2 separate regions of the Homo sapiens genome follow, and region 2 is linked to region 1. A link is an interaction called in ENCODE POLR2A ChIA-PET data of the cell type or tissue named here. Cell type or tissue: OCI-LY7. All regions are shown on one strand.

Evidence for each region. Peaks named below come from ENCODE experiments on the same cell type or tissue, not always from the same donor. Only the 100,000 strongest peaks of a DNase experiment are listed, where the experiment ranks them.
Region 2: POLR2A ChIA-PET joins it to region 1 with 7 read pairs; 3 of 35 experiments call an interaction of 5 or more read pairs at or near these places.

Annotation. Positions count from the first base shown.
Region 1 is chr3:67,894,088-67,902,087 of GRCh38, reverse strand. The region is part of intron 6 of SUCLG2-DT (SUCLG2 divergent transcript); the gene reads right to left. Among named protein-coding and RNA genes, the nearest start is that of TAFA1, 110 kb to the left of the region's middle. In OCI-LY7, CTCF peaks have their summits at 199 and 3,026; DNase peaks (open chromatin) are centred at 207, 2,987 and 3,957; H3K4me3 peaks cover 2,367 bases; H3K27ac peaks cover 6,529 bases.
Region 2 is chr3:67,995,729-68,003,728 of GRCh38, reverse strand. It overlaps a transcript of TAFA1 not described here. Among named protein-coding and RNA genes, the nearest start is that of TAFA1, 4.5 kb to the left of the region's middle. In OCI-LY7, no CTCF peak of the experiment used is centred here; no DNase peak of the experiment used is centred here.

The sequences.
Region 1 (8,000 bases):
TAAACTACCTAATACAAATGTGTAATAAATGTATGCATTTCTCCCAAATGCTCAGCCTCTTTGCAAACAAATTGACCTTCATGACAGCTCTATAAAATGGGAATAGACTGGCAATTTACATTCATTTTCCATATAGTATACTATGAGAATAATTACTTTCCAGTGCGATGTTTGTTGGTGCACAATGGAATTGGTGCCCCCTAAGGGTGTACAGCATGACAGTCCTGTTTGCTTCTCAGATGAGGCCTTCCTGTTAAATGTGTTTACCAAAATTATTCCAAGACTCTATTGCCTGGGTTTTTTCCTATAAATGCTTGCTTTGAAATGGACAGCATCTGCATTCTTGCTGTGCTTGAATTCTTACAGGTGCTGACTTCAGCCCTTTTGATAATGCATTAGAGACATCTACCAGTCTTCCAAGTTCTAAGAACCATGCACATCAGGGGTCTCCCTGCCCATCCCATAGGAGAATCTCAGAACCAAATGACCTTATCAAACACAGCAACTGAGTATCAAGAGTTGGCTAAAATGAATCATCGGTACATGAAAACCTAAAATACCTTTTAAAATATCACAGGACTCACACTCTAAGTATTGGCACCTCTTAAGGCATTTATACTCAGTTGCAGGTAACTTTATGGTTACATGAAGATTTGGAGTGAGTGACAAAGAAAAAGTCACCAGCATGCATCCTCTATACTTTGGTGGTTTGGTTTTTAAATTTTTACTTTGGATTGTTATCTTTATAAATGCATTGTTTAACATCATACAAGAACCTATTTGTCATCCTTAATTATGGTTTACATTAGAGTTTATATTGATTGGTTTTTGATTAGCCCTGAACTCTTTGTCCAGGGACAAAAAAAAGTAATTTCCATGAGAAATTGTCAGTAGTTACTTTCTGTGCTCTTTAAAATATACTTTTTAACAATGCATGCTGTTATGATGATGGGGGCAACAATCATTTTTAACTACATCTAACCTCAGTTATTGGGTTGTGGGAGTAAAATAATTTAAGGTTTACATGTAATCTAAAATAATTGAGGATCTATAGTTGCCAATTTGCATGAATGTTTTACAAAGTCTAACTGATTCTTCCAATAAAGAATTTTTAGTTTATGTTTTCTGAAAACATTTGAATTTATATTTATACCAAATAAAAAAGTAACATGGACTAACACGCCATTTCTCCACATATGGTTTAGAATCTCCTGCCAGGGCTTATTATAAATCCTAGGCCCCTCTCAAGTTCTCATGAATCAAACCATGTGAAAATTATTATGGTAAGTTAGTGGTTGGTTTTAGTGCTGGAAGATTAGTTGATGTGATTAGGTGAATCAGGAACATCTCATTAATCTGGTGCATGCTACCTGTGGCTTGCTTTATCAGTAGCCTCTTCCCACCTTTAGCATCGAAGGGGTTCATGTGACAGGCTGATGAAGCATGCCGGTCAAGAGTATGGCCATTTGTGTCACATAGACCTAGGTTCAAGCCTAGCAGAACAGTGTCACCTTGGAACACTCTAGGCCTGTTTCCTGATTTGTGAAATGAAATTGTTTACAAAGGGGCTTTTAAGAAATTTATATGAGATAATTGTCTTGATTTTTGAACTAGTCTCAATTTATCTTCCTTAATTTTTCAGGCAGTTTTAGCTTCAAGGTAAACAAACAACAGGCCAAACTACATCTTCTCTGTGACCTAAACCCCCTGTCTTGAAGCATGGTTCTGATGTAGTATTCCTGATAGTTTTCTGCTGGGCACTATCTTAGCCCCCAACTTAGGCTTATGTTTGTATCTAGTACCCTCCTCATCCTCTTATTTATCCACCTATTTATTATAACAGAATTACTTCCTGATGCCTAGATCTCACACACAATTCTGCATACCCAAATAATGTTTTTGCAGCACCCTTGTATTGAGAAGTGGACTCACTCCCTGATACTGTGGCCACTACAGAAAAACCCATCAGCAAGTGACAATTTTCCCCATGGCTTTTTAAAAATCATACTTAAAATGAAACTCAAAGTAACTCTAGGGTGAAGGAATAATATAAAAGAAAACAAAACAATAAACAATAAAAAAGCTTGCCTACTTAGAAATCAGGAGAAGTGTTGATCAAGAACAAGGTGCAAAAAGACGGCTGGTCGCGGTGGCTCACGCCCGTAATCCCAGAACTTTGGGAGACCAAGGCGAGTAGCTCACTTGAGGTCTTAAGGTCAGGACTTCGAGGCCAGTCTGGCCAACATGGTGAAACCACATCTCTACCAAAAATACAAAAAGTAACCCTGTGTAGTGGGGGGCACCTGTAATCCCAGCTACTCGGGAGGCTCTGGCGGGAGAATCGCTTGAACCTGGGAGGCAGAGTTGCAGTGAGCCAAGATTGTGCCGTTGCACTCTAGCCTGTGTGACAAGAGCAAAACTCTGTCTCAAAAAATAAAAAAATAAAAAGTGCAAAAAGAACACAAGATCCAGACACTTTCCATTATGGAAGAGAAAATATGGCACATGAAGAAAAATATTCCTGTGTAAATGTTCCATATGCGTACTACTATCTAAAGTTATATACAAAGCATTATTAACGGTAGTTTTCCTAGTGAGGGGAACAATTAACTTCCCATACTGTTTATTACATTTGTAACATTTACAATATTTTACTATTATTTAAGACAAATAGAAAAGTGCTATGGTGAATTGTTCTGCAAAAGTACAAATCCTGGTCTATTTTTAGACCTTTTGCTCCAGGCCTGAAAATATTCTCAGAGTTTCTTAGTTTAGTATTTTGGGGGCATGATTTTGAAGCATTCTGAGACATTATGCTGCATATTAGTTTCTTTAACAATAATATTTGCATATCAAATATTAAATTCTTGAACTTTTTGTTAATGCTTCAAATATTTCAGGATTGTGTTATACTTCCCCTTTTCAAAGGAAACCACTCTTTGCATCTGCTGCAGTTAGAGCAAGAAAGATCCTTCTCTCCAAATTGCCGTTTTTATTTTTTACTGTTGTGTTACAGCACAACCTTCTGTGTACAGCATACAAATGATAGGTGGTAAAGATATTGTGGGTTTGCATGCATAATAAATATGGTTCCATTTGAGTAGTTGGTGAGTATTTCATAATGCAACAGTGGAAAATGAGGCAATTTGAATATTTTGGGAGGCTTCAATATATATTTACTGTGCATGCATATACATATTTACATACAATTTTCAACACTCTTATTTATAAGCAAATAGCCAAACAGACAATTATTTGTATGTGGGCCCATATGACACAGTCAATGGTTTGGAAAATATAGGCTAGTTAACTAACTCATTATTGTAAAATAGAAAATGCAAGTAAGGTATATCAGCTATTTGAAACATAAGCCACTGAAGTTAGAGTAGCTCTCTTGGAATCAAATTTAGGAGCGATGTTTAGATGTAAGTCCTCTCATTTTTGTAATATTTAAGAGAACATGGAAATATGGAACATTTGAAAAAGCCATTTAGAGTAAAATGTGGCTCAATATCTTTCTATAAAATAAGCTGGCAAATCAAAACCAACGTATTCCTTATGATTTTACATTTTCATTTCACAGAATGTTATGTTGGTTGGGCCGCAGCTTCTAACACAGTTAGTCGTTTGAATCACAAATGGTAATACCTGTAGAGAGTGGTAAAATAAACCTAATGAGCTCTTACATTGGTGTCAGAGTCTCTGCGGAAGTCAACTAGTTGATATTACTCAAAAGAAGTAGACAGAGGAGGCAGACACATAGGAACGAGTTGACTTAGAGAGTTAAGGCATCACAGGCACGTGAGGGATGCAACCAGCGCTCCATCAATGCCCATCCTGCTAAAACAGTGCATGAAAATGACTGATCTACGATTTGCATCCTCTTTCAGTCCATCAACTGAACATTATTAAAACCAGTCAGCCAAAACCCATTAGAACAGCACTCACGTATGAAACAATGCCCAGGTCTGCTTGTTCTCCATTTTTATGCACTGCTACAGGACTATAAATATTCATCGTAATGTAACTGAAAATTATTGAAGTGAGAAAAAAGAGAAACAGGGAAGCCATTTGCTTCAATTCATAAACAGCATCTGTTGGGAAGTTATTCATAGATTGCTTCAGGGCCTGCTGAGCAGCGAGCCCACGGAAAAGGATGCCATTGCAAGCAAATTGGCGCAAACTGTATAGAGATGCCATTAGACATGATTCACTGACAGCCAGGGAGAATGATCAGGCACTGGGTTGTTTTACGTGTTCTTTTATCACTGGGACACAGAACTACCCTCCAGCCAAAGTCTCACACAGTTCATATTAGACGAGCAACCTTCTAAGCATATTAAGGCCTAACTAGTGGCTAGGGAGAGTTAGGGAAACCGCCACACTCCAGGTGATAGAACTTGTTCATCTGCCCACACCTTAGGCACGCTTCAAATCCTGCCTGCACAACCTGGCAGATGTGACTGTCCCTGGTAATACATTGTCCATCAAAAATTAACAGTTAAAGAAAAAACTTTTGAGGAGGTTGAAGCTAAATCAGCGGTGCATTAGCCCTGAACAGAGGGAATGTGAATACTCACCACTTACCAAAGCAATGTGAAGAAGAAAAATTGGCAGGGAACTCTTTCCAATCTGGCATTGTGGTGAAGTCGTATTTCATCAAAAACTAGATTTATGGCTTCCTAGTCAAAGCCCCAAATTCAGTTCAAAAAAATAAATAAATACAGCAAGAGCTTTCAAATGTGAAGTGATCATGAATAAAATAGATGGGTTGATTTAGTAACTGTTTATACGGATATATTGATTTATGTGTTTGTGGTTAAAAGGCATCTTCGAGACTGAAAAAGAAAATATTTATCTCAGATTTTGGGTAGTTTTTTTTTGGCAATGTGAGTGTAGTCTGTTTCAGACTGAACCCACTGATCGATCTTGATATCACTAAAAGATGAACAACCAGGCACAATGTGTCTCCTAATATGAGGAAATAAGAAAGTTTTACGCTTCCCTATGAAGGACCCTTGTTCATGCAGACACACCCCCCCCCCCCCCCACACACACACACACACACACACACACAAGAAACAGAGAGAGAGAGAGAGAACCTAAATTGGATCGAGCCTTTAGATCTAATTACCCCTATATAGAAAAAAACAGGGGACAGGAGAACACATTAACACCATGGAAGTACCATCAGCAAATTTCAGTGAAAACCACAAGATAAGTGACCTTGTTTTCCCAACAAACAAATTGCAAAGAAAATAAAAGTGGTGGGGAAGGGAAGAAGAAGCTTACAGATTTAAAGAGAATTAAGAGATATATCAATTAAAGGCAGTGTATTGACTTTGCTTGGCTCCTGATTTGAATAAACCAAGTGTGCATTCCTCAAAGGAATAAATAAATAAATAAATATAATACATATATATGGATTCAGAGAAATTTGAACACTGACTAGATACTTATGGTTTTCAGGAATTGTTGTTAATATATTTGATACAGTAATTGTATTACATTTTTAAAGAGTCCTTATCTTTTAGAGACACATATTGAGATACAGGCTTCAAAATAATCCAGCTGGGGATGGAAGGAGCAGGTAAGGTACAGAGAAAGGAATTTTACTTGGTTTGACAATTACTGAAGCTAGGTAATGGGAATATGGGGATCTGTTAGACAGTTCTCTTTACTCTTTGAAGTCTCCCATAATCAGTTTTTATTACTTCATAGTTAACCTATTCAGTGTTTTGCTGGAGTTGGCTCACACTGGCTCAAAGAACTGACTGTCAAACTTTAAGAAATTTTATGAGCCTGTTGTTAAAGCACTGACAGCTTCAAATCAGCCATGGCAGTGTATTTATATCATGAAAATCAAGGTTGCCTTTTTTTTTCTGAAGAATTGATTGTTAAACATGAACTAGCACACCATTGATTCTACCCCCGATGCCAAATGCAAAGAACTACACACACACACACACACACACACACACACACTCTCTCTCTCTCTCTCTCTCTCTTAGGAAAAACAGAATTAGGAAAACCTCATCGGTAGCAGAAAGGGCTGAATTTTCAGCTTAGTTTCCTCTACTCTCCCTCCCTATCACCACGTATTGTTAAGTTGCCTCAGATCCCAAGCTGGGGCAATGCATGGACCCATATCCAATCATTCCTTCCTATAGCAAGTCCTTACTGTTTTTCCTCCTATCAAAATGTATCCAGCCTATGGTCCTTTTCCAACAGGAAATACTTTGACATAGACCTGTCCTCAAATGATCAGATTAACTGATTCTTGCCTAGGTGTGAAGAAGCCTAAATCCTTCTGAAATAATTTTCTTTGAAAGTTTCTGGGCTTTTGGAAGTCTTCATATTCCTGGGTAGCTCTGTATCACTAAAGCTCCTTCATACTTATTGTTGCATTTACTTATTTTTTTATTCTTGATAATTACTAAGTGACTATGTATTTCATACAAGTTAAATTCTCACTAGCACATTGCCTTAACGCCTTCTATCAAAAATATAAGCTAACAAGGGGGCTAAAATGATCCTTCTCTGGCAAGTAAGGACATTAAAAAAGTAGAGAAATTAAGTGTCTTATCTGAGGCCACTGGGCTAGTTAGGGACAAACCCAAGACCAAAGCCTAAAAATATTTTCTATCCTATTCTAAAATTCTTTCTACCAGCCACCAGTACATTGCTTGCATAAACATATGGCAGGTTTGTATAAATAAGTGGACCACAAAGGAAAGAAATTTCAAAGGCATTTTTTCCTTTCCCACATGCATTGGTAGGGAGGCCACTAGCAAGATAAGTCCAATTCATAAGCATTTATTAAGTGCCTACATAATAAATGCAGCACCTACTAGATGCTATCAGGAAATAAAAACATCCTAGATTTTATTTATTTGTTTGTTTGTTTATTTTTTTTGAGACAGAGTCTTACTCTGTCATCCAAGCTGGAGTGGAGTGTCATGATCTCAGCTCACTGCAACCTCTGCCTCCCGTGTTCAAGCAATTCTCTGCCTCAGCCTGCCGAGTAGCTGGGATTACAGGTGACAGCCACCGTGACCGGCTAATTTGTGGATTTTTAGTAAAGATGCGGTTTCACCATTTTGGCCAGGCTTGTCTTGAACTCCCGACCTCCGGTCATCTGCCCACCTAGGCCTCCCAAAGTGCTGGGGTTACAGGTGTGAACCACCGCACCCAGCCCCATCCTAGACTTTAAAAGAAGAGAGATACTGGCTCCCTTAATTTGTAGTTATCCTAGATTGCCAAAAGGGTGTGTTTTGTTTGAAATACTGTGATTTGCAAAATTATGTGGTTGTCATTCCTACTTTCTTCATGCATTCCAACAGAAGTCATGCCAAACGTATCCAGGAACTGTTTAGAAGGCGGAGGCTGTTGTCCCATAAACATCTAAATTTTCTGCATTTGCATCCTTCTCAAACTAGATGAGTAGGACAAACAATCCCATCAGCACTCATGGTTTCCTTCTGCTTCTCTATGACAATTAATTCTACCTCTTGCAACTGAGAAAATGGCCAGTTGTGGGGGAAAGATGTGATCTCCACGCTAACACTAAATAAAATGGATGTATTCTGTCCCTGTGTGCTCTTGGCAGAAATTTGAGTAGAAATTCAGTGCTCCTAATTGCTCATTAATTCCACTATCTTTTTTTGTTTGTGTATTCCTGTATTTTACTATTGACCACCTGCTACCTGTCAAGGACTATGATAAGCACATGGGATATGACTGGGAAAGACTCTGACCCTAAGGAGCTCACAGGTAAGTGAAAGGGAGACTTATAAGTAAAGATGCAAGTATATAAGAGTATGCAAATTACTATAATGGGGCTAAATACCAAAGTGCTCAACGGGAACACAGAGAAGCACTTACTTACTACAGGTGAGGGTCTGTAGCCTCGGGTGAAAAGAAATATTCTTAGAGGCTGAGACATATAGGTAAAACCTGAAACGCAATGGGAAATTTTTCCAGTGAAATCATTAAACAGG
Region 2 (8,000 bases), 100 kb before region 1:
AGCTCTTTTTTAAAAAATTTTTCCTCTCCTTCAAATAACATGCTGGGGTGGGGAGGGAAAACACTCAGAAGTTCAACATCTTCTTCCTCTTACTACGGTTTGAACCCTTTCTTCTTCAGAAATATAGTATAATTTTGCCTAAATTTCAATGATGAATACAAGATGACCTAGTTTTCATTTATAGATTGTGCTGGTAATAATTCTCTGAAATACCCTCAGTTATTTCACAAATCACTTATAAAGCACCTACTATGTGTTAGGTGCCTGGGAACAAAGCAGAAAACGTGATTGATGAGATCCCCACTGTTATAGATGATACTGTCTAATCTTTTATGGTGTTTTCAAAATCAAGGTAGTTCTCATAATATTGCTTCCTTGGAAACATTTTGAAATTCCCCAGAATACTCTCTTGCCTTTCAGAGGCACAATAAAGAAGGTCCAATGCTGCTGCACATCTTTGCAAGTGATTCTGTTTTCTCATGTTACACACAGTGAGAGAGTTAGGGATCCTTCAGACTCGTCAGTCTTGCCAATTGGTCTTTCACATTGCACAAAACACACATAATAGCTCTTTGTAACATAACAACTGTTCTCTAAATCTTACCTCTAAACAGATTTCTAAGTAATAGTAAATATTAATCTCACAGTTAAAAATGTCAAAGTTCTAGTTGGTGTTGCATGTTTCACATCTGTGCCTCATTATTATTGTTCATGAGTGTGTACAGAAAGTTTACACTGACTGTACAGCATCAAGATAAAAAAATAATAACAGCAGTGGCAGCAGGTAATGTTTATCAAACCTTCACCAGATGCTAGCACATTCTATAGTATGTCTTGTAAAGTCTAATTTAATTCTTTTTACCAACCCCACAAGATAAGTATTATTATTATCTCTGTTTCACAGATGGGGAATGTGAGAGGAGACAGGAAGATTAAAGAACGTGCACAAGGTTGTGTGGTAGTAAAAGACAGAGCAGATTTCAAGCCCAAATGATTTGGCTCAAGAGTACATTCTTAAACACTGGGATAAAATATTTAATGGAAAAAAAATCCAAAAAAATAACTATTATATTTTCTTATTTCTTTAACATTAAGATAGTCTCAAAAAATGATTATTCATTCTTTCTAGAGGTACATATTACACCAGGCATTTGAAATATAGAAGTATACAAGATGGCTTTTGCCCCGTGATTGTTGTTGGTTGTGGTTTTGCTATGCTAATGAATTAAAATTAAAAGGAAGTTCACCTTTGCTAATAAAGGCTACTATTTTGAAAACCTGTAACCATTATGTTTTTCATTTCTAGAGATTAAAATAAGGGTCAAGATAGTTACTTCCATAATTCAATTTAATCGACCACCTAATGGATTACATTCAAGGCATTCAGATAGGCATTGCTGACAATTAAGAAAAAAATACTGGAATAAAGACTCGCCTTAACTATCATTCTAAATGCATGTAATGAAGCAAGAATATTAGCATAGTTCTATTTTTTTCTTCCAAATACCTTGCAGTCCATTGCATTGCAGCCAATGATCATTTGTCCTAATAATGTAAGAATCAACATATATTGATCTTTGAGGCCATTTAGTGTATTCTCCCAACTCAAAGCAAAACTACTCTCACATTTTTCAGAGAAGTTGAGCCTTTCCACCTTCTGACCATAGTAGGATTGCACTTCCTGATCCCTTTAGGGTTGGGTATGCCATAAGGTTCAGCCAGTGAGGTGTCATTAGAACTGATGTCATTTCCTCAAGCAATAGAGCATTTAATTGCTGAAGTGACACCCTCAGATCTCTTCTTGCCTTTGAAGCAGGGACAAGTTGCACTATCAGCCTGAGTCCTTGAGCAGAGGCCTCCTCTTCCCCTACCAATCTTTAATGGATCTACCTAGTGAATAAGAAATAGTTTTTTTTAAGCAATTGCAACTTAGGAGTTATTTGTTATTGCAGCATCATCTAGTCTATACTGACTGATGAAAACTTTATCTTGTAATTCACTTATTAATTGAATTTTTATGTTCCATGCACTGCACTAGGCCATGAGGAGAGCATTATACACATCAGTAATCACAACTATGTCTTAAAAGTACAAAGCATTCACAAGGTAAACACCAAACAAACAAAAGCAGCAACCAAAAAAAAAAAAACAACAACAACAAAATAAAACCCAACTACTGCTTAAGAAAGAATAAAAATCCTTAGTAGCAACAAGGAATGCACACAGTTGGAAAGAGAGGCTAAATCATTTTCTATCAAACTGGCAATATTCTATACTATAATTTGAATCTGGATCCGTAAGGCAGAATTTTCAGTAACTGTAAGAAAAAGAAAATGGGAGACAAGATTTTTCTTAGGCTGGAAAAAAAGATAACCTTCATGTAGGAGTCTCATTTTTCACCTCCAGCAGCCTATCTCTACAATTACTTTATCAACTATAATTCCTCATTGCTTATCTTGTCTGTCTTCCAGGCAGAAGAAAAAGAAAGAATAAGGTCATTTCTTTTGTTCTTACGCTTCTCATTTCTTTATTCTTTATTCTCCTTTTAGGACTGAGAGAAAGTTGAAATCCCACCAGCTTCACCTCCTTTTCTCTAACCAAAGCAATACATGTATATTTTTATAGCAACAAAGTAGTCTCTTTTTTTTGCAAGGATATGAACATATATCAGAAGCATATAAAGGTCATGAAAATGTTTGCTTTGGCAATAATAAAAACAATAATATGTTTTTTTGGTTTACAAAACTTTCAAATCCATAGCTGATTTAATATCAGATCCCCCAAAGCTACTCAATTCCAATGGCCATTCAACAACGCAATAGTTTGAGCCAGAAATGAAGACTCTTCTGGCCATGTCCCTCCCCATAAACTTCTGCATCCAATCAGTCACTACCACCTATTAATTCTACTTCCTGTTTATGCCTCAAATCCATCCACTTTCTCCCTCTCCATTCAACTACCCTCATCCAGGCTACCATCATCTTTTACCTGAACTATAGCAAGTATACTTGTCTTGGAGTATGTACCTCCCACCTGTGTCTCCCCGACTCTGCATCTTGAGGGAGCATATTTAAGACACATGATCATTATGTCACTCCTGTTACTTAAAAGCCTTTCAATAGTTTCCCACTGCATTTAAAATAAAGTCCAAATCTTATGTCCATGGTTGACAAGGCTCTGCATGAACTGACCCACCTACTTCTCTAGCCTCATCTCTTACAAATGTTCTAATTCTTGGCTTCTACTAGGCTCTTATCTTGGATCCTTGAATAGGATGGAGAAACTTTCTTCCCAAAGCCTTCTCTAGTACTCCAGACAAGATCAGGTCATTGTGCTATGTCCCCTTATATCCCTTGTTACAGCACCTCTAGAATCTTAAATACAAGTGTTAATAGCTATTTCTGGAATTATTTGTTTAATGCCTGCTTTATCTCCTTATAACAATCACCATGAGGGCAAGGAGGACAAGCATATTGGTCACTGCTGCATCTTCAGAGTCTAACATACTGCCTGGCATATAGTAGACAATAAAATGCTTGAATGACTAAATGAATAATAATAAATGAATCAAAAATAAAATACTAATTCACCATCAGGATGGCATGCATAATGAGCTGCCTTTACAGAAATAAGTAGCTTTGACCAGGCACGGTGGCTCACGCCTAGAATCCCAGCACTTTGGGAGGCCGAGGCGGGCAGATGGCCTGAGGTCAGGAGTTCAAGACAAGCCTGGAAAACATGGTGAAACCCTGTCTCTACTAAAAATATGAAAATTATCTGGGTATGGTGGCAGGTGCCTGTAATTCCAACTACTCAGGAGGCTGAAACAGGAGAATTGCTTGAACCCCAGAGGCAGAGGTTGCAGTGAGCCGAGATCACCATTGCACTCCAGCCTGAGTGATGAGAAACTCGATCTCAAAAAAAAAAAAAAGAAAGGAAAGAAATAAGGGTGACCACCTTGTCCTGTGTTAGCCTATTGCAATGACACTAAGTAAAGGAAACTGGCCTGTACACCGTTTAAACAATGCCTACTTGCCACTAAATTTGTGTTGGAATTTTTTTGCTAGAAGAAAAAAAAAGGAAACTGTCCTGAATTTTCTACCCTGGTTCTCAGTATTTGATATCCAATATGATCTGATGGTAGAGCTCACAGCTGATCCCTGGAGAATAAAAAAAGTCTACAGATGTTAAAAGTCAAAAGAAAGCACTTAAAATTTCAGTATATTGGACCTAGAAGAGACCCCCAAAATCTCCTAGTCTAGCCTCTTACTTTTAGAAGAAAGATGAAGACCTAAGAAAGGGGAAGAGGCTTACTCAAGGGAACGTGGTAAATTAACTAGCATAGATGATGTTAGAATACAACTTTCCCAATCTAATGTTACTCTTTTGTATGCTTCCCCTCCCTCCAACGTAGACACACACATACACACACACACACACAGAGAGAGGGGGGGGGGGGGGATAGAGAGAATGAGAGAGAGAGAGAGCACTATTCAAGAGAACTTTCGGCAGTGTGGAAGATGTTCTCTATTTCTGCTGGCTAATATGGTAGCCACTATTGACATGTAGCTATTAAGCATTTGAAACGTCAGAAGTGCAACCAAGAAACTATTTTAAATTTAAATAGCCACATCTGGTTGATAGCTACTGTATTGGACAGCACAGTTCTAGAATACACCAGCCAGGTCAAGGAAAATAAAACCTGTGATTTTGAATAATTTTTAGTAAGCTAGAAGAAAGATCTTTAATTACCTGATAGTAACCTTCCAGGATGAAAATAGCATAGAAAGAAAGAAGTAGGATGTGTTTGGTTACAATTAACAGAAAAACAAACATGCACACACAAAATTCAAACTGGAGTAAATAATAAAGAAGATGTATGGTTTCCTATGGGTTGATAGCCCACAGGTGGCACTCACTTGCAGTTGGGTTTGATCAGCAATTCCACTAACCCATGAAAGAACTAGCTTATTTCCAACTCTCTCTGCCTTCCAGGATTTCTATTCATTCTAAGGCAGGTGTCTCCTCACGGCTGAAACATGGCTGCCAATGGCTGCCTGGGCTATGTGCTTCCTCATCCACATAGGAACAAGAGAAACGATTGTTTTGGGTTTTTCTCACATGAGCAAGGATTATTTATTCCTAGCTTCCTCCAGCAAATTACTTGTCATGCCTCATTAGTTTAACTTGGGTCACTTGCCCCTCCTTAAGCCAGTGACCTTGACCAGGGGGAAGGATCACATTGTTGGGCTTAGAACTACAGTACATGCCACATCCCTAACTCAGGAGAGCATCCCCCAAAAGAGATGCATGCAGTGGGGGAGGGTGGCACTTAAAGGAGAATTAGGATAATAATGGGAAAAGGAGAATGAATATTGAGGGCATAATTATAATGTTGACTAAGGCTAGCAAAGCTTTCATATGTACTTTTAGGACTAAAGGACTTTGATATGTTTTATAATTTCTTCCTACGTATAAAATAACGTATTCATATGTTAAAAGGTAGATAAGATCTAAACTAAAAATTTTAAAAGTCATCTATAACCTATCACACAAATGTTACCAGTATTCACATTTAAGTGTACATACTTCTAACACTTTTCCAAACATGCCTATTTGGTGCTGTTGTTTTTTTAAAAAAATTGTAATTTAATATATGGTTTTTTTTGTTTAATTTTTTTTGTTTAATATATGTTTTTTATGTTTTATGATTTTTCATTGTATTTTTCATATTTTATTATTTTTTCCTCAAAATATCACATTTCTCATGTCAGTCCTCTAATGGTGCTCTTAATCCACTTAACCAATCTAAAGTATTGTGCTTTTGTTTCTTGAAATATTCAACTTCCATTCACTGCTTGTTAATTGTGGTTGATTTTACTTTTGTGGTAGTAAATTTTTTACTACATGAAACAAAAAATTAAAAACAGGAATGCCTTTCTTTTTCTATAGGATCCTACATAGTGTCAGTGGTTAACTACAAAAAAAAGGTAATCATACATATATCTTATTTTCTTGGTGTGGGCTTAAGTCCTATTAACTTTTCTGGACTTCCTAGGTTTATATCTGATTTGCCTTTAAGTAAATTTCTGAAGAATAGAAGTCTTTGGCTTACTGTTAATATAGCTGATTATTCTCTTTTGTCTGGCTTGAGTTTTTAATTATGTGAACTAGACAATTTCCAGAAATAGTAGAAAAACACAGGAAAATAGCAATATATATATTTTAATCTATATCTCTTTGGGTCTTCCTCCTTTTATTTATTTTTTAATGTAGTCAGAGAGGCAATCTAACAGCAGGAATGAGATAATGAACTCTGGAGTCAAACTGCTTGAGTCTATTTCAGCTCTACCTCTTACTAGCTGTTGGATTCTATGTAACTTCACCTAAGTTGCCTCACTGATACCTGCTTCAAAAGATCATTGCTAGATGCATATCAGTGTATCTGGTATACCATAAATTTCTATAAAGTTTTAAAATTAAATTTGATTTATTTGGTGTAATTAAGATTTTGCTCAGAATTGTAAGATGTTTTCTCACTTCTCTATACCTTTGAATGTGCAAATGTATAGAATTCTATTGAAACATTCTTTCTATTTGAAAAATCCTTGCTCTGTCTTTCATTTCTACCTACCATTTCCCTTCCCCTTCCTTTTTCCTAACTCAGCTTGCTTTTCCAGATTAGGTTCTTGATGTCATTCTCTATGGAGTTTCTCTTGGCCTCCCAAGTCTAAGTTAGAGATCCCTCCTCTACACTCCCATAGATTCTGTCAACTGCACTTGCTGTAGCATCTATTGTTCTGTGTCATATTTCTCTATTATTGTCTCTCCACTAGACTATCTTTTATGTCCATATAATTAGGCAAAGTAGCATAGTGCCTTTCAGCTCCTCAAACATATTATACCATTTTTTTTTTTCTTATTTTTGTTTTTTTGAGGTGGAGTTTTGCTCTGTTGCCCAAGCTGAAGTACAGTGACCTCGGCTCACTGCAACCTCTGCCTCCCAAGTTCAGGGAATTCTCATCCCTCAGCCTCCTGAATAGCTGGGATTATAGGCACAGACCACCACACCTGGCTAATTTTTGTATTTTTAGTAGAGATGGGGTTTCATCATGTTGGCCAGGCTGGTCTCGAACTCCTGGCCTCAAGTGGTCTGCCCACCTTGGCTTCCCAAAGTGCTGGGATTGCAGGCATGACTCACCACACGCAGCCATATTATACCATTCTGGACTCAAAGCTTTTGCACATTCTGTTCTCTCTTTCAGAAACATTTTTCCATTTTACTATTTTCCCAGATAGCCCTTTCTTTATCCCCCCTGATTTCAGAGATACTTTCTCTGACCATATCACTCCTTTCTTGAAAATATGTAATTATTTCCCAATGCACAGAATATAATGTCTGATTTTTTAAAAACTAGATCCAGCATGTACTGATATCCACACCTATTTCCAACCTAATATTATTCCACTTTTCCCTAAACACCTGCACATGCACCATGCTCCAGTCACTCTGGTCTTTTCTCACTAATTCATTTGGGCAGTCATTTGTTTACCAAGGACTCACTCAACAAATGAGGTACGGAGACTAGAACTCAATTACTGTTGAAGAAGATAATCATTTCCCTGCTTCATACACTCCAAACCCTTTCCAGATTTAAGGCCTTTAATGTGCTATAAGCTCCTGTTTTATTTATCACTATTCACTCACCATCTGGCAATGTACCTGGCACATAGTAGGTGCCTAATCAATATTTATAGAACATATGAATACATGAATGTGCGAATGAATGAATACACAGTCACTTCTCATTTATTCATGTTTTAGGTGTTTTATGAATTTGCAGCAAGATTCTAAGCAAGCCGTTGGCAGTGGGCTGAGCAGGGAGGAGGCTGGGAAGAATTTCAGATGATGTGTCTGTATGTGTATGGGTGTTTGTGTGGGAATCTGAGTCTGAGAGTGCCTAAATGTGCATCTCCAACCTCATCCTAGTGCCAGAGGA